2 separate regions of the Homo sapiens genome follow, and region 2 is linked to region 1. Evidence: chromatin loops called from intact Hi-C (ENCODE). Cell type or tissue: Caco-2. All regions are shown on one strand. Each heading gives the region's core, and the rest is flanking DNA. Links, peaks and the distances in the headings are about the cores only. Region 1 overlaps EPCAM-DT (EPCAM divergent transcript). Region 2 overlaps EPCAM-DT (EPCAM divergent transcript).

What was found. A loop is a pair of places that touch in the nucleus more often than their neighbours do. Peaks named below come from ENCODE experiments on the same cell type or tissue, not always from the same donor. Only the 100,000 strongest peaks of a DNase experiment are listed, where the experiment ranks them.
Region 2: it touches region 1 in a loop (3-fold over the local background); 5 of 110 quality-filtered maps call a loop at or near these places.

Annotation. Positions count from the first base shown.
Region 1 is chr2:47,305,819-47,315,519 of GRCh38, forward strand. All of the region lies in intron 3 of EPCAM-DT (EPCAM divergent transcript), which reads right to left. Among named protein-coding and RNA genes, the nearest start is that of BCYRN1, 25 kb to the right of the region's middle. RefSeq lists enhancers at 3,784-3,973, 5,234-5,303. In Caco-2, for the core only: no CTCF peak of the experiment used is centred there; DNase peaks (open chromatin) are centred at 4,433 and 7,433.
Region 2 is chr2:47,204,506-47,214,206 of GRCh38, forward strand. The region is part of intron 3 of EPCAM-DT (EPCAM divergent transcript); the gene reads right to left. Among named protein-coding and RNA genes, the nearest start is that of CALM2, 33 kb to the left of the region's middle. RefSeq lists an enhancer at 3,187-3,686. In Caco-2, for the core only: no CTCF peak of the experiment used is centred there; a DNase peak (open chromatin) is centred at 4,586.

The DNA of each region.
Region 1 (9,701 bases), core at 803-8,802:
TGGGATTGCAGGTGTGAGCCACCACACCCAGCCCGTATCATTTATTTTGTGTGTGGGGTGAGGGGAACAGGGAAACCATCTGTGCATTGTAGGATAGTTAACAGCCCACCCGATTTCTACTCACTAAATGCCAATAGTACTCTCATCCCCAGTTGTGTGCTCTGCCCCCAAATCATGACACAAAAAATTTCTTCAGGCCAGGCACAGTGGCTCAAGTCTGTAATCCCAACACTTTGGGAGGCCAAGACGGGAGGATCACTTGAGCCCAGGAGTTTGAGACCAGCCTGGGCAAGAAAGTGAGACCCTGTCTTTACAAAACAAAATTTAAAAATTTGCTGGGCATCGTGGCGCTTGCCTGTAGTCCCAGCTACTTGGAAAGCTGAGGTGGGAGGATGGCTTGAGCTGCGGGGGATCAAGTCTGCAGAGAGCTGTGATTGTGCCACTGCACTCCAGCCTAGGCAACAGAGCAAGACCCTATGTTAAAAAAAACAAAAAAAAAGTCTTCAGACATTGCCAAATGTCCCCTGGGGTGTAAAATTGCTCACTGGGTTGAGAGCCACTGGGTTAAGACATTGTGATAGTGTATGTGATGTGCATGTGATTTTTCTGAGTCAACAGGTCCTCTGTGAGCTGATTCGGTTCTTCCATATGCCATCAGGGCTCCTGTGCTCGTGGCCCTAGGACAGCGACCTGCAGCCCAAGAGAAACCATCCTCCTGTTGGACTTCTGGGCCCAATTGCGAATGGTTCCTTACTCACCACCCACTACTTCAACATGCCTGGAAAATGCCACTAGGGGAGAAAGAACAGGTAAATACAGCAAGCTAAGGGTAACAAGGATGGTCTGGTCTCTGAGTAGAGATAAAACACCGAGAACAAAGATACAAGCAAAAACGTGGAAAGCTCTGAAGCAATTTATTATTAACATCAGTAGAGCCCAGTAGCAATGAAACAACACATTGTGGCCAGGCACGGTGGCTCACGCCTGTAATCACGATACCTTGGGAGGCTGAGGTAGGAAGATCTCTTGAGCCTAGGAGTTTCAGATCAGCCTAGGCAACACAGTAATACTCTGTCTCTACAAAATAATTTAAAAATTAGCTGGGCGCAGGGATGCATTCCTGCAGTCCCAGTTACTTGGGAGGCTGAGGCAGGAGGATCACTTAAGCTGGAAGGTTGAGACTGCAGTGAGCCATAATTGCACCACTGCACTCCAGCTTGGGTGACAGATTGAGACTGTCTCCAAAAAAAAAAAAAAAAAAAAAAAAAAGGAAAGAAAAATAAAGCAACATGTTGTGCTAGTCCCAGAGCTGGGCAGTGAAATTCTGCCCAATTAGGCCTGGCATTGAGCCAACTAGAGCCCCTGATTAACACCAGTGAGGATGTTTAGAGAGGGTGACACATGTTTTCTTCTCCTCTATGCCAGGCAGGTTGTTGATATAAGTACACTGTGAAAATGTTTACCATTATTCTGCCTTCACCTAATTAGAGCTTTTGGACCACAAACTTTACCCAGAGAATTTGACATTCAGAATGGAATGTAAAAGTGCAACATTGGAATACAGCTTGTGTATAGCTGAGTGACCTCATGGAACTGAGGCTTCCATCTCCCTGCAAGCCTGCCTGCAACCTGTTCCCTTCTGGTTTTGTTTGGTTGACAAGGCTAGTGAAATACCCATGGTGGAGGCTCAGAATCTTTTTGCAATTTCCTATCCCTGGGATGTTTGAAAGGCTAAATCTCCATGATAAGGATAGCTAGCATTTATTGAGTATTTGCTACCTTAAAAGATATTGCAATGTTGTGGCAAGTGAGGAAGCTGAGGCTTGGAGATGGTAGATGGTCTGCCAAGGACACACAAATCGTCAACTGTACAGTGAGAATTTTTTATTTTTTTATTTTTTTAGACAGAGTCTCCCTCTGTTACCCAGCCTGGAGTGCAGTGATGCGATCTCAGCTCACTGCAACTTCTACCTCCTGGGTTCAACAATTCTCCTGCCTCAGCCTCCCGAGTAGCTGGGATTACAGGCATGCACCACCATGCCCGGCTAATTTTTGTATTTTTAGTAGAGACGGTGTTTTACCATGTTGGCCAGGCTGGTTTTGAACTCCTGACCTCAAGTGATCTGCCCACCAGGACCTCCCAAAGTGCTTGGATTACAGGCATGAGCCACCACGCCCGGCCGTACAGTGAGAATTTGAACCCAGTTCTGTATGACTCCTGAATCCTCTTAATTTCCACACTACATCAGTATTCAACAGTCAGGACTGCCTACACAGGCTGCTTGATGGAGCTTCCCTGGCCTCCACAAAGAGAACCTCTCTCCATTAAGATTTGCTTTACATTAAGACTGGGACTTGCAGCACCTTGTCTGAGTCCCCTCCCTGACCAGCTTCCTTCTAGTAGCAGTTGTGAACTCAGTACTGCTTTCCTCTTACTCCAAAAAGTGCTGCTCTTTTCTTAAAAAAAAAAAAAAAAAAAAGTTTCTTCTGGTTATTTTTCACTGTAGAAGATTAAGAAAATCCTGAAAAGCACAGGAAGAAAATAAAATAATCCATAATTACGAAATTGAGATAATCTTTTAAAACAGCTTGATATATTTCCTTCGTGTACAAGGTGTTTTTCAGAGGCCTGTGGATCCCAGCCCCTCCACCAGCTCCTGACTCATGAGCTTCTCCCGGAAGCTTCTCCCTTTACTCTCATGGGCAAAGACTTCCTCCCTCAATCCCTCAAAGTGACCCCACAAGGACATAAGGCTATACCCTGCCACCTTCTCTTTTTTTTTTTTTTTTTTTTTTTTTGAGATGGAGTCTCGCTCTGTCACCCAGGCTGGAGTGCAATGGCACGATCTCGGCTCACTGCAACCTCCGCCTCCCGGGTTCAAGCGATTCTCCTGCCTCAGCCTCCTGAGTAGCTGAGATTACAGGCACATGCCACCATGCCGAGCTAATTTTTGTGTTTTTAGTAGAGACGGTGTTTCACCATCTTGGCCGGGCTGGTCTCGAACTCGTGACCTCATGATCCACCCACCTCGGCCTCCCAAAGTGCTGGGATTACAGGTGTGAGCCACCATGCCCGGCTTATCCTGCCACCTTCTAGCCTCAACTGAAAGTCAGAATTCTGGAGCCAAATTTTGGAGACATGTGGAGAACTGATACACAACAATTGTTACACTCTTTCCTCACTAAACTTTTTAAATTTTTTTTTTCATTTTTTATTTTTGGAGACCGTGTCTTGCTGTCACTCAGGTTGGAGTGCAGTGGCACGATCACAGCTCACTGCAGTCTTGACCTTCCAGGCTTAGGTGATCCTCCCACCTCAGCCTGCCGAGTAGCTGGGACTACAGGTGTGCACCAGCACGCCCAGTTAGTTTTTGTATTTTTAGTAGAGACGGGGTTTCACCATGTTGGCCAGGCTGGTCTCAAACTCCTGACCTCAGGTGATCCACCCAGATGATCCACCCGCCTCAGCCTCCCAAAGTGCTGGGATTACAGGCATGAGCCACTGTGCCCAGCTGATTACTCTTGTCTCCTGCTAAATCACAGACGTTTGGGGAGTTCCTTCAGGACCCCAATAAACTTGTCTGTGGAGGCCTGGGGAGTCTCTTCAGACCCCCAATAAAATTTGTTTAATCCTAAATGGATCCTGTTAAGAATTCCTCCATTATTTTGTCACGCTTTAAGGCCCAGGAAAGGCCTAGGCAAAACTCTTGGTGGGCTTTTGTTACATTCCAGTCTTTGTATAAGGGCACTGGCCCTTTCAGCTTTTAATATTTAACTTAACTACTCAGTCAGTACTTTCACAGTTGTTATGGAAGCCTGAGGATCTTGCCACTGCGCTCTAGCCTGGGTGACAGAATGAGACCCAGTCTAAAAAAAAGAAAAAAGAAAGAAAAGAATGTCCTGTATTCACACAACCACCACAGAACTGGACCTTCTTGAACAGTGCAGCATGGCTCATTCCTTCATTCTTTGATATCCCAACCCCTGCTCAGCATCTGCAGCATGGGGCACAGAGCAGGCACACCCTCCAATGCTGCTCTGTTCACTAGACGGCAGCTTTCTCCTCAGCCCTCAGTGTTCGGCTTGTGCACAGAAAACGTGAATCTAGATAATAAGAGCAAAGAACATCTCCACGGGACATAAGTAAACCACCACACCCCACCCACCTCTATCAACCTTATCTGCTTACTTGGAGCTCTGATCTCTAACAGGCAATTAATCCTCCCTTGTGGAACTCAAAAGTCACCTACCCATTCCCCAGGGAGCTGGGTGATAAGAAAGCGCAAAGTTTAGGATTACTCTTTGATAAGAGTCTTGCTTAAACAAGATCACATACAAAAGCCTGTCTGATCCCCACACCCTTCTCCCCTGGCTCCCCTCTCTCCTTTCTTCCTCTCTTGCTTGTAAGATTGCAAGATTGTGCAAGCCAACCCACAGACTTGGGCTCTGAAAGGCCTAATGCAAATTGCTTTTAGACACACACATTTCTTTCCCAGCCCTCTGTATTAGTCCACTCCCCACCCAGCAGGCCTCACCCTTACCCCCTACCTGGGAGTTGACGCTTGGGGCTCCCCTGGGAGCTGATTGCCCTGGTCTGCTCCTGGCCACTTCCCATTGGTGCTTGCTCATTTACATTTTAAAATTAGAGCAGAGTTCAACACTGTGGTTGGCTTTAGTGGCTCTATGAATTGTCCTACCCTGGTGAGAAAAATGCAGACAATATAGCCACCTGGGAAAACTTTGCTCCTAAAATAGCGCAGCCCCCACAGCATTCTGGCAACAGGTTGCTCTGTGGTGAGTCTCTGGCTCTGGGCTGATAGAAACACCCGGGGATGTAAATAGCAATGAGAAAAGGCCACTTGTACCACGATGACGTTTCGTGTTGGCGGGTTCTACCCCCACCCCAACCCCACCTAAGTTCTCTATTTTTGTTTTGCTTAAACTTCAGCTCACAGCATAAACACCCAGGGTTGAGGCTCCATTCTGCCCTAGAGCTGTGAGTGCAGGGTGAGGGGTTGTGGTGTCCTGTTCCTCCTACCATGTCCCAGCCCCTCTGTTTCAGTCTCAGCACTGTCCTCCCAGACCCTCCCTTCTGAAGGTCAGTTCCCTCTGCTGCAAAGTGGGAATAACAGCATTCGTTGGGAGGGTTGAATGAGTTGACAAAACCCATGCCTGGCACAGTGCCCGCCTGTGGCAGGCTGCAGTGTCTCAGGCCATGATTAAGACAGGGTTGTGGCAGTGATGCAGGTGCACACAGTGGTGAAGAAGCAGACGGTGGGGACCCTCTTGGCAGTCCCCGACCACACAGATGCATGGCAGGACCAGGAGGTGGGGGGCCTCAGGCTGAAACGGCCATCTCCCCAACTCCTCCTTGTTTGTCGGATTCCAGGCCAGCGCCTGGCAGCCCTTCGGCACAGAACTTCTTGTACATTCCACAGCAAGTGAAAGGGCTTTTGTCCCCACACAGGAAGAACAAATGACAAAGGCAATTGTGTGTCTCCCCACGGGCCCACACAGCAAGCTTGGGAAGAGAAAATTCTTTCCCCAAGAGTCCAGCTTTGCTGGAGCGGTTGCAGTCACAGATCAGTCAAACTGTGGCACAGCTCTGGAAGAGTGTGGCATCTGAGCTCCCACATGTGTGGCAGGGTGCTCATCGCACGCCCAGCACACACACATGTGCACAAACTCCAACACATTGCTCCTGCCCAGACTAGCTGGGCAGTGCGTCACAGATGCTCTAGCTGCAGGGGCTCAGGAGGGCATCACACCCACCCCCTTCAGGAGGTTATGGCTTTATTATTCCCTGATATGGTTTGGCTGTGTCCCTACCCAAATCTCATCTTGAATTGTAGCTTCCATAATTCCCACGTGTTGTGGGAGGGACCCGGTGGGAGATAATTGAATCATGGGGGCAGTTTCCCCCATATTGCTCTCATGGTAGTGAATAAGTCTCATGAGATCTGATGGTTTTATAAGGGGAAACCGTTTTCGCTTGGCTCTCATTCCCTCTTGCCTGCTGCCATGTAAGACGTGCCTTTGCTCCTCGCCTTCCTCCATGATTGTGAGGCCTCCAGCCATGTGGAACTATGAGTCTATTAAACTTCTTTTTTTTATAAATTACCCAGTATGGGCATGTCTTTATTAGCAGCATGAGAACAGACTAATACATTCCCCTTCCCAGGTGGGCCACAAAGGCCCAGAGGGTCCTACAACTCGCCATGGGTCTCACCGTGCTTGTCCTTTTCAGGCCTCATGGCCCACACTGTGAAGAATGTTAGGCACTATCAGAGAAAGATCTGTTTTCAAGAAGTCTATCCTGAAGGCCCTTCAAACACATAGTCATTGAGGGCCTATGAGAGGGTGGAGACTCCAGACTACCCACAGGAGATAAATTATACTGAAGAAATCATTCTCACTGGGACAGGATAGATCTCTCCTTTTACCATTTTTTTTCCATCCTTATTTTTCGTATTCTCTTGTAATTATCATAATAGGAAGCTGAGGGTTTGGAAGATTTTAAAATTTGTTAAAGGAAAAAACTTTTCTTATCAAATGAAATTATTATGCATCACTTTATTGGACCCCATGAATGGAATGGAATAACCCAACCCATTTCTGCTGCAGACTTGGCTGCCAGAGCCCTTGGTTGCTGAGTTTAGTGATCAGTCACAGTAACCAGTTCGTCCCAGGTACATCTGGTGCTCCTAATAGATGTCTGGCCTGGCATCTGCTTTTATGTTTTGTGTCTTGTTGTATCTTGAACTTAAATTTCATAAGTGATCTTTGTGCTGTGCAAAAAACTTTCATTGGCCTAACAGAGTTGGGAAATCTAGATGTTATTCCCAGTTCTGCCTGACTGACCAGTTCCACCTTGAGCAAGACATTCCCTCTATCTGGGCCTCTATTTCCTCATTTTGAAACCTATCTGTGTCTCCCAGACTTTCCTGTAACAGAATAACCTTGAGTGTTTGTTAAATATACAAAGTCACAGGCCCCTTCCCTAAATCAGGGGTGGGGACAGGGAGCTGGAATCTGTATCTTTAAACCTAGCATCCTGGTGGATTCTAATCATCTGGCAAGTTCAAAACATGAACACCAGATGGTTACCAAAGTACCATTCTATGCTATGATCTATAATTTATACAAATAATCTCTTAGAAGAAAGGAGATGAAGTTTGGTACAGATTTTGAAATCACGTGTCTTGTTCTTTACTGAATGTAGTTTATCATGATCCTCAGTTTTCATTTATAAACACACACAAGGGGGAACATTTTGTATATTCCTTTGCAAGGTGAAAAACCCAACCCAGGTGCTTGTTCCTCCTGTGGCTTTCCACTGGATTTTTACCAGGGTTGGGCCCCCGACTCCTACCCGTGGAGGCTGTGCTTCCTAGGAAGCTCGATGCATGTTTCCCCAGACACCTGCATGACTCATTCCATCACCGCCCTCTCTTGGGTGTTGACTCAAACGTCAGCTTATCAGTGAGGACTTCCATGGGGCTAATATCACAGCTCCCTCTCCAACATTTCCTATCCTCCTCCCTACTTTGTTTTTCTACTTAGCGCTCATCACTATTTAACCCACTGGAAATTTTACTTGTTTATTTTGTTTGCCATCTGTCTCCCCAACTAGAGATAAACTCCTCAGGGACTTCTCTCTGTTGTGTTCCCTGCTATAGCCCTCAATGCCTGAACTGAGACATAGTAGGTGCTCAATAAATATCTGCAGACTCAATGAATGAAATGCTTGCTGGATAAAGGAATGAATGAATGAACTTCCTGGATTGGTGTAGGTATTTGACTGTCTGTACAGTCAGAGGGACAGCCCCTCTAATCCCAGGCCATGCTCCAGCCTTCTCACAACTGTGCTCCTGGCCTCTGGGCTCATGCACACACTGGTCACATCTGAACCCCATGACTGAGCTGCCCCTTAGGTAACTGCATATCCTCTGTCCTCAGTCTCTCTCTGTGGGAAAGCTGGGGGTTACATGGAGCTCCACCCCTGCTCACAGCACATCCCTTGATGAATGCTGACTGTATCCTTTCACCCCAGCTGCTCCCCACCCTTCTTACTCTCCCACTGGGACCACTGAGAGCTTGGTTGCCTTTGCTCCAGTAGGGGGCTGTCCAACACTCAGCCACACTCCTGAGCCTTTCTCTAAAAACAAAATTTTCTGGCTGGGCACAGTGGCTCACACCTGTAGTCCCAACACTTTGGGGGGCTGAGGCGGGTGGATCACTTAAGCCCACGAGTTCAAGACCAGCCTGGGCAACATGACAAAACCCAGTCTCTACAAAAAATACAAAAAGTAATGAGGTATGGTGGTACACAGCCACTCAGGTGGCTGAGGTTGGGGGATCACTTGAGCCTGGAAGGTGGAGACTGTAGTGGCCAAGATTGTACCACTGCACTCCAGCCTGGGCAACAGAGTGAGACCTATCTCAAACAAACAAACAAACAAACACAAACAATTTCAGTCTGGCAAGAAAGCAAGTCCCCATCTTTACAAAAAAAAAATTAAAAGTTGGCTGGGCACGGTGGCTCATGCCTGTAATCCCAGCACTTTGGGAGGCTGAGGCGGGGGGATCACCTGAGGTCAAGAGTTTGAGACCAGCCTGGCCAACATGGTGAAACCCCATCTTGACTAAAAATACAAAAATTAGCCGGTTGTGGTGGCAGGCGCCTGTAATCCCAGCTACTCAGGGGATCGAGGCAGGAGAAACGCTTGAACCTGGGAGGCAGAGGTTGCAGTGAGCCGAGATGGCGCCACTGCACTCCAGCCTGGGGGACAAGAGCGAGACTTCGTCTCAAAAAAAAAAAAAAAATTAAAAATCAAGAATCAGCTGAGTGTGGTGGCACATGAAGTTCCTGCTACACGGGAGTCAGGCAGGAGGATTGCTTGAGCCCAAGAGATCAAGGCTGCAGTGAGTTGTGGATTGCACCATTGCCCTCCATCCCAGGTGACAGAGCAAGACCCTGTCTCGAAAATAAATAGCCGAGAGCGGTGGCTCAAGCCTGTAATCCCAGCACTTTAGGAGGCCAAGGCGGGCGGATCACGAGGTCAGGAGATCGAGACCATCCTGGCTAGAACAGTGAAACCCCATCTCTACTAAAAATACAAAAAAATTAGCCAGGCGTGGTGGCGGGTGCCTGTAGTCCCAGCTACTCAGGAGGCTGAGGCAGGAGAATGGCGTGAACTCAGGAGGCAGAGGTTGCAGTGAGCCAAGATCATGCCACTGCACTCCAGCCTGGGCCACAGAGCAAGACTCCGTCTGTAAAAAATATATAAATAAATAAAAAATAAATAAATCTTTATTATTAAAAAGACAGCTACTGGCACCTAGAGGGATGAAACAGAGTCCCAGAGCTATGAAGGAGGTGGGATTAAGCAGGGTCCGTTAACTTGAGTCTCTTGAGCTGGGGCCTAGAGAAACTGGTTCAAGTACTTGTGGCTCTTTGACCATAACTGGCCTAGGTCTTAATATGAGTGAGCATTTGAACTAGGAAAAAATGGGCACAAATACCCACTGCAGAAAGTTTATAACAAACAGGTAAACAAAAAGAAGAAAAACAACTACAGCCAACACACAGAATGCTTACTAGTGCCAGCTGTTCTAAGGGCATTTACATTGACCAACTTGTTTAATCACATCACAATCTGTAGAAGCAAAAAATTGCCCTGCTTCCAAAGTTAGCAAAC
Region 2 (9,701 bases), core at 1,132-9,131, 100 kb before region 1:
AATCAGCTGGATTTGGTGGCACACACCTGCAGTCTTAGCTACTCAGGAGGCTGAGGCAGGAGAATCACTTGAGCCCAGGAATTTGAGGCTACAGTGAGCTGTGATTGTGCCACTGCACTCCAGCCTAGGCAACAGAGTGATACCTTGTCCCCCCCAAAAAAAAAAAAAGAGTGTCATATCTTCAGCAATGTCAAGGCAGGAGCTGAAAGTGGCCACAGACTGGACAATGAGAAGGTCACTCTTGTCTTTTGTGCATTTTACTGTCATAGCAGGCTGTGCCTCACCAAACATGCCCTACCATCACATTTGGCTGGTGATATGGTTTGGCTGTGTCCCCACTCAAAGTCTTATCTTCAGTTGTAATCCCCATAATCCCCACGTGTCAAGGGAGAGACCAGGTGGAGGTAGCTGAATCATGGGGGTGGTTCCTCCATGCTGTTCTTGTGATAGTGAGTGAATTCTCATGATATCCGTTGGTTTTATAAGGGGCTCTTCTCCTTTCACTTGTTCACTCTTCTCCTTCCTGCTGCCTTGTGAAGAAGGTGCCTCACTTCCCCTTCACCTTCCGCCATGATTGTAAGTTTCCTGAGGCTTCCCCAGCAATGCTGAACTGTGAGTCAATTAAACCTGTTTCCTTTATAAATTACCCAGTCTCAGGCAGTTCTTTACAGCAGTGTGAATGGACTAATAGAGCGGGAAGGAGAAGAGGCAGAGGATGGTAGAGAGGGAAGGTTTACTTGCTCAGGAGAAAGATCAGATGAACTAGAGAGAGATGGAAGGTAGAGGAGAGAGAGAGGAGAATAGATGAAGCCAAGCTGCCAAGGCTGCAGAGCTTTCAGGAGGCGGTTGCCTTTGGACAGGTAGAAGGTAGCACGGCCTCTCAGCTTGGAGGAAGGTAGGAATGCCGGAGGGGAACATATGTTTCTTGGTGGGGCAGAGGAGTAGGTGCATATAAACAAGGGAATTCCTACCTGATGGCCTCTATTTTCTCAGCAAAGCTCAAAGGGTGGGAAACACTTAGAAGGGCCATGGTGGGGAAGGGGGAGGTTTGCTGACAGGGACACTAAGAAGTGTTTCTAGGCTGCTCAGCGGCCCACTAGGCTATGCAGATGATGACTTTGTAGTAGCGCCAATCTGCGTGGGCTGTGATTTTCTCCAGCAGAGCTCAGCAGCCCAGGAGCCCAGATGTCAGAGTGTAGGAAGAGCTGCCTGATAAGGCTGGGCGGCAGCCAGACCGGAGCAGCAGCAGGGCAAAGGCGGAGAGGAGGGAGGCTGGGCTTAGGCAAAGGAGGGTGATGAGATGGCCCAGGAAGCATAGGTGAAGTAGAGAAGGAAATGAAGAAGTTGGGGGGAAGGTTCTGAAGCAGTGACAGAAAAATGGCAGGGGAAAGAGACTACAGGTTTTGAGGAGGTTGAAAATCTAGCACACTGGGAGTTAGGAGTGGGCGGGCTGGAAGGTGGGAGGCTCTGATCTGAGTGGGCTGGGGAACAATTCAAAGCAATATGTAATCAAGTGCTAAATAGGCTGGTATGAAATATAAGTGGGCATAAGTGCTAGGGAGGAGGGTGCCACTTGGGAGGGAGTGCTCAGTGTGGATGGAGGAGCAACCTGGTGCAATTCGCTGCGTTCACATCTACAGCCTGTGCAGCAACCCCAGTGGGGAATTCAAGGTGACAGTGTAGCAAATGGTATCTTGACACTCAGAAAACCCTGGGTGGATCAAACCTTTCAGAGGACACAGCAATAATAAAGTCTGGGCTCAATAAAGTCAGAAAGTGAACAGCAGGAGAGAACATGAGGATTTTCCTAATCCTGCCTATGAAATGTTGCAGTGCCGTGTCATTTGTGCTCTTCCTCCTGCCTTGCCCATTCACTTCCTGCTTCAAGTTGCCCTTCATCTGATCTCAACATTTCAAGAAGTCTCATGCATATTGTACATTTCCACAGGATAAAGCCATGAATTAATGTGTTTACTGGGCAAGAGGGAGGTGGGTGGGAGAAATCATCAAAGCGGTCTTTGGTGAAGACAAGGTTTGCAGCTTTTACTCTGGTCCACTAGAAGCCCAAGGCTTCTAGTTAAGAAGTTAACTAGAGAAGTTAAGCCGCTGGCCTGAAGTAGCACAGGTAGTGAGCAGCAGAGCTCAGACCAGATGCATGACCCCCAGGCCAGGACTCTTTTCTCAACACAGCTCAGGGGAAGCCAGATGATTTCCTCTCCTGTCTACCTTGTGATTGGTCAAAACTTGAGCCTCTGTTTCTTTTATCTCTTAAGCTCTAAACTGGGATGAAGTTTAAACATCTGTGGGTTTTGCCTGTCTAACACCCATTGGCCCTCTTTCTTTTGATCCCAGTTTGGCTATAGGAAGCACTACTCCCCTATCTGGGTGGTTCCATTCAGCAATGACCACTGATCATGTGGCCCAAGGTAGGCCTGCTGGTTGCTGTTGTACTAAGATCCCAGATCATCATTTCCAAGCCCAGTCTTAAAACTGTTTTTCCTTCTTGTCTGTGAGATATTGCATGTCCTTCCAGAGAAATCCCCATTTCTCACTTTGTGTGAGCAGGGTCTGATACTTGATGCCAAAAAACTCCTGGAGGTCCCATATTTGCCATCAAACGAAAACACTGCACACTAGGTCAGGATCTGGAAGCACTGCATATCCTGTCTGTCAGCAAATCTTACCAGCGCCGTCTTGAAAACATGTCCAGAACTCAGACTACACTTCTCATCACTCCCACTGCCACAGCCCTGGTCCAAGTCACCATCACCTTTGGCCCAGACTTTTTTTTTTTTTTTTTAATAGAGATGAGGTCTCCCTCTGTCACCCAGCCTGGAGCGCAGTGACAAAATCACAGCTCACTGCAGCCTTGAATTCCTGGGCTCAAGTGATCCTCCCACCTCAGCCTCCTGAGTAGCTGGGACTACAGGCATACACCACTGAATCCAGCCAGATTATTGCAGCAGCCTCCTTGGAGGTCCTGTTTCCATTTGTGCCCTGAAGTCTGTTCTTCACATAGCAACCAGGAGCATTTTGTTATAATGTAAGTGGGACCATGCCTCTCTTCTGTTCACATCCTCCCAGTGACTCCCCCACCTCACTCAGAGTAAAGGCAAAGCCCTGACTATGACCTTCACGGCCCACATGGTCTGACCCCGTCACTACCTGACCTTCTCTCCTGCTGCTCTCTCTCTCTGATCCTCTGCCCCAGCCACACAGACACTCTTGCTGCTCCTCCAGCACTCCAGGCACGTTCACACTTCTGAGCCTCTGCCCATGCTTTCCCCCACTAGAAAGTAAGCTCCATGAGGGCAGGGAGTTTCATCTGTTTTGCTCATTGCTGTATCCCTAGCATCCAGCAGAATGTGTGGCACAAAATTGGTGCTCACAGCTAGGCACGGTGGCTCACACCTATAGTTCTAGGATTTTGGGAGACTGAGGCAGGAAGATTGCTCAAGCCCAGGAGTTCAAGACCAGCTTGGGCAACATAGGGAGACCCTGTGTCTACAAAAAAATTTTAAAATTAGCCAGGCATGATGGTCCATGCCTGTAGTCCTAACTACCTGAGAGGCTGAGATGGGAGGATGACTTGAGCCCGGGAAGTCAAGGTTTCAGTGAGCCAAGATTGTACCACTGTACGTGAAAGAGTGAGACCCTGTCTCAAAAAAAGAAAAAATTCATCAGTTCGGATTTGATGAACGAATGGATGAATGAATGAACGACCAAATATGAACTGAGCAGCCTGGCACTTTATCCTCCTTTCCATCATGCCACCCTCAGCATATACTTCTGACATTCCCTGGAATGTTGGGTAGATGCTTTTAACACTTGAGGGATCTGCCTTGTGTTGTTTTTTACTGCAGCCATAAGAAACAATCACTTTGTAAAATGTTTGTTTCTAGACATGAAACTGAAAGGCTATTTTGATATATACAAAAATCATAATTTTTAAAATCAGAAGGAAGCAAACCAAAACAAAGTGCATAAACATATAAATATGTCTTTGGAGATTCATTGCATAAATTCCCCAGAACCTTTTCTCAGAAGTATTTCACTTTGCTTCAATACTGCCTTGCATTGGAGAATTCCACAAATTTTCTATTAATTGCCCTTGAAGGTGTTTGCTTCCTGGAAGAAGCACATTATAAGTTATGGAAACAGAAAACCACGATATTTTTGTAAGAATCTCAGCCTGAGTTTGGGGCCTACCGCAAGCATCTGAAGAATAGCTTGTGCCAGCCACAAACCCATTTGAAGGTCTCAGGGTCCCTACTCCTGGGTAATACTATCACCAAGGTGAAAGGATGCGAACTGAAATGGCCAGAGATCGCTCTGAGATAGATTTTGCTCATTGTCCCCGGACTTCCCACAGATATTCCCCTAGGCTCAGGAAATTCTATCTCCCTGATTTCAAGTGCTGCCTAAAATGTAATGATGCAGAAACAGAATTTCCCTGAGCTCTCTCTGACCTCCCCTTCCATTCTCCACTCAAACAGACCTAAAAAACAAATGTACGGAAAATCTCCTACTGGCCCATGAAAACTCGTTTTGCAACCCCTTAACTCTATTGCAGCAGAATGTTTTAGGCAGGGCTGGCAAAGCTTATCTTCAGTGTTTATCTTATTTCCCCACTTCCGCCTCTTCACCTTTCCTTACCCCCTTCCCCTATCAAAACTCACTCTCAGGACAGATTATGTTATGAGTCATTTATGCTTTGGGATTCATTTCAATGCCAGTGTTTTCTCTTTTCCAGAGATGATTATGTTTTTGACTACATTTCTCAGTTTAGGCATCAACTGTCTGGGGAAGAGAAGAATAAGAGGAGCAAGAAGCCCATCTTTGTATCTCTGAAATATTACAATAGCACCAACGACCATTTACTGAACACTTACTGTGTACCTTACAGTGTACCAGGCACTTTGCAAATAGGATACCACTTAAATAGTGAGTTCAGATTAAATGATTTAATACATGTGTTTAGCACAGTGTCTGGCACACAGCAAATATTCAATTCAAAGTAGCTACTATTTTTAAAAAGTAATAATCTTTATAACAACCCTATGAGACAGGTATTACCTCATTTAGTAGACAAAGAAACAAAGTTGAGTGACTTTCCAAACTTACTCAGATGATAGACACAGGACTAGGATTTCAGTCCAGATATATCTGACTCTAAAGAATATGCTTTTTTTCATAACACCATTTGGATTTGACTCTAAAGAATATGCTTTTTTCATAACACCATTTGGATTCCAAACCACAAAAGCCTCTGCTTAATCTGCCTACCAGTGAGTATAGCCTGAAACTTGGGCACATGAAGAACTATGTCCTAAAATGCTTCATTTTTAATAAGACTTTATTTACCATGAAGAGCCTGAGAAGAGATGAGAGTCCCTAAAGTCCTGAAATGTCAGAGTCAAGCTCCAGCATAAGCCCCTTTGATTTACTTCTGTTCCCAAGAGTGGACCTGGAAAGAGATTATTCCTCGTTTACTTTCTTCTTTTTTTTTTTTTTTTTGACACAGAGTCTTGCTCTGTCGGCCAGGCTGGAGTTCAGTGGCTCGATCTTGCCTCACTGCAATCTCCACCTCCCAGGTTCAAGCCATTCTCCTGCCTCAGCCTCCTGAGTAGCTGGGATTACAGGCACACACCACCACGCCTGGCTAATTTTTGTATTTTTAGTGGAGACGGGGTTTCACCACGTTGGCCAGGCTGATCTGGAACTTCTGATGTTAGGTGATCCTCCCACCTCAGCGTCCCAAAGTGTTGGGATTACAGGTGTGAGCCACCGCGCCTGGCCTGGTTACTTTATTCTAGAAGACTCACAGACAGATGGCTAATTAGTATATAATGATGCTAATCCATGCCCCACTTCTTTCTTATATCTCTATAACCCTCACATCCAGGTATTCTCTCTCCATTCAACATAGCCCACAAGAGAATCAGGCTGCATGCATTTCCAGAAAAGTGAGTGTGTGGCTTCCTGCCCAGGGTGGTGGTGACTTTGGTTAAAACTTAGTGTTAATAGGGTCATCCCTGAATGAACCAGGTAGAACACCACCAAAATAAAACCCCCTGATTCCATGTCTAGCCACCTCCCAAACTGCAGCTGTTGGTTCACAAAGGCAACAGTCTAAGTAGGTCTAGTGGCTATAAAAAACAACTCAGCCCAGTGCCTAGGCACAACAACACATTCATTCATGGCGTCTGTCCTACCAGCCTCTTGGGCATGGAGGAATATTTGTGCTAGGATATGGCCTCCCTCAAATGCTCGCCTGCACATGTGCTGACCACAGGGATTGCTTTTTATTCCTTGTGAAAAATGCAATACAGCTTCACCTTTGATATTCTGTGTAGTGCCCTCTTTCAGCTGAATTCAAAATAAAATCCTTCTAGAAGATATTCCCCTCTGCAGGCTGCTTTGAGGCCTGAACATGAAGCAGTCTGGGAGGCAAGCTGCATGGTTCTTGTTTAAATCAGTTTCCCGGGATCTACCCTGATGGATACAGAGTGATGTCTCCCAACAAGCTTGAGCAAAACTAGGGGGACTGCCTGCCCCCTTCGGGAGAGAAGTCTAAACAATGTGAGGAAGTCATTTCAGGGCTTCTCCAAGGTTCTGTTCATCAGACATGAAGGCTGATTAGGTACCGATCATCCTTTGTGGTCATTTTACCTCTAAATCATATAAAGATACGGAGACTTTGTAGTGCTATCCATAAACAGGTATACTTTAAAAAGTTATCTTTCCATGTGAGAGAACATTGATCTACAAGGCTCTTCATTCTTCTTGTTCAGTTTTGTCTATCAATACTCCTTCAGCCAAATCTCATTTCTGGCTTTAATGGGGGCTCACAACTCGGCTGATATGGTCACAACAACTGGTAAGGTCTTGAGACAGCCTGGCAGCCAGGTCACTGCTACAATGGCTGGATCTCTGGTCCGCAGTGTCAGGGTTTCCTGGGTAACTGGCAGGGAAAGACTGCTGTGCTGGAGCTCCCTGGGCCCTGAGCAGGACCTAACTGCAACTTTTGCCCTCCAGGATTCTGATGGCATCAGGACTGTGGGCAGCAACAAGGCCTGCTCAGGTGCTGGGCACAGAGCCCAGACAAGGAAGGCTGGAGCAAGGCTGAATGCAGATTAGGGGACGGGCAGGGGATTAGGTAAGACTGGAAAGTATCACTAGAAATCTGTCAGACAGCAAGGGAAGTTTGGGAGCCAGATCAGAACAGAGTGATAGGTGAGGAGTCCATCTAGGAAGACACTATGTGGAAATCGGAAGGCAACCTGTTGAAAGCAAACCAGGAAAATAGTTTTAAAAACAGCCAATTCATTTTTGACAAAGGTGTCAATGTAAGTCAATAGGAAAAGGATAATCTTTTCAACAAATTGTGCAGGAATAAGTGTTTAGTCATATGCAGAAATGAACCTCAATCATTACCTCATTCCATACGTAAACATTAACTTGAAGTTGATCTGTAGAGGCTGACCGGGCACACTGGCTCACACGTGTAATCCCAGAACTTTGGGAGGCTGAGGCAGGTGGATCACTTGAGGTTAGGAGATCGAGACAAGCCTGGCCAACATGGTGAAACCCCATCTCTACTGAAAATACAAAAATTAGCTGGGCATGGTGGCACGCACCTGTAGTCCCAGCTACTTGGGAGGCTGAGGCTTGAGAATCGCTTGAACCTGGGGGCGGAGGTTGGGTGACAGAGTGAGACTCTGTCTCAAAAAAAAAAATTGATCTATAAAGGCTAACAATATTAAATTATGTACTTTGACAGAAAACATAAGAGAAAATCCTTGTGACCATGGATTTGGCAAAAATTCTTCAAAAGAATTTAAAAAGCCCAAAGTACAACGGTATGAATATACTTAATGCCACCAAACCGTATGCTTAAAAATGGTTAAAATGAGGCCGGGTATGGTGGCTCATGCTTGTAATCCCAGCACTTCGGGAGGCTGCATTGGGCAAATGAATTGAGCCCAGGAGTTTGAGATCAGCCTGGGCAACATGGCGAAACCCCGTCTCTACTAAAAATACAAACAATTAGCCAGTCCCACTGCACTCCAGGCTAGGCAACAGGAGTGAGACTCTATCTCAAAAAAAAAAAAAACAAAACAAAAAAAAAAAACGTTAAAATGGTAAATTTTATGTTTTGCATATTTTACCACAGTTGAAAAAAAAACAAAAAACAAAACAAAACCAAAAAAAAACAGGGCATGGTGGCTCATGTCTGTAATCCCAGCACTTTGGGAGGCCAAGGCAGGTGGATCACTTGAGGTCAGGAAGTGGAGACCAGCCTTGCCAACATGGTGAAACCCCATCTCTACTAAAAATACAAAAATTAGCTGGGCATGGTGGTTCATGCCTGTAGTCCCAGCTGCTCAGGAGGCTGAGACACAAGAATGGCTTGAACCTGGGAGGCGGAGGTTGCAGTGAGCTGAGGTAGTGCCACTGCACTCCAGCCTGGGCAACAGAGCGAGGCTCTGTCTCAAAAAACAAAAACAACAACAACAACAACAAAACAGAGAATGCCTTCTCTTCAGGCATTCATCAGGAAAAAAAAAAAGCCTGAACTAAAAATCAATAAATTGGACTTCAAAATTTAAAACTTTTGTTCTTCAGAAGACATTGTTACAAAAATGAAAAGGTGGAACATATAAAAAGCTGCAAAACCTATTTCTGACAAAGGACTTGTTCCAGGATATATAAAGAACTCTTACAACTCTACAAGAAGACAACCTAATTTTTAAAAAGCAGTCAAAAAGATTTTAACAAACATTTCACCAAAGAAGATATAAAGATGGCAAATAAGCACATGAATAGGTAGCTTAACATAATTAATCATTAGGGGGAAATGCAAATTAAAACCTGGATGAAAAACTACTACATTTCTACTAGAATAGAATGGCTAGAATTAGAAAGACTATACCAGCTGGGCATGGGGCTCATGCCTGTAATCCGAGCACTTTGGAAGGCTGAGGTGGGCAGATCATTTGAGCACAGAAGTTTGAAACCAGTCTGGGCAACATAGTGAGACCCTGTCTCCAAAAAAAATTTTTTTTTCAACTAGCTGGGCATGGTAGTCCCAGCTATTCAGAAGGTTGAGGTGGGAGGGTCACTTGAGCCTGGGAGGTTGAGGCTACAGTGAGCCATGTTCGGGCCACTGTACTCCAACCTAGGCAACAAGAGTGAGACTCTGTCTCAAAAAAAAAAAAAAGATAAAAAAAGACTATACCAAATGTTGTTCAGGAAGTGGAGCAACTGGAACTCCTCATACACTGCTGGTGGGGATATAAAAAGGCATGACCACTCAGGGAAATAGTTTGGCCATTTTTCACAAAATTAAACATATACATGCTTACTATAGGATCTAGCCATTCTCCACCTAGGTATTTACCTTACGGTAATGAAAACATGTGCACAAAAGACTTGCACTTGAAGGTTCATAGCAGCTTTATTTGTAATAGCCAAAAACTGTAAACAACTCAATGTCCATCAAGAGTTGAATAAACAAATTTAGTACACCTATATAATGGAATAGTACTCAGGAATAGAAAAGAATGAATTGTTGATACGTGCACCAATATAGATGAACCTAAAAATAATTATGCTGAGTGAAAGAAGCCAGACAAAAAAAGAGTACATGCTGTCTGCTTCCATATATAAAACTCTAGAAAATGCAAATTAATCTGACA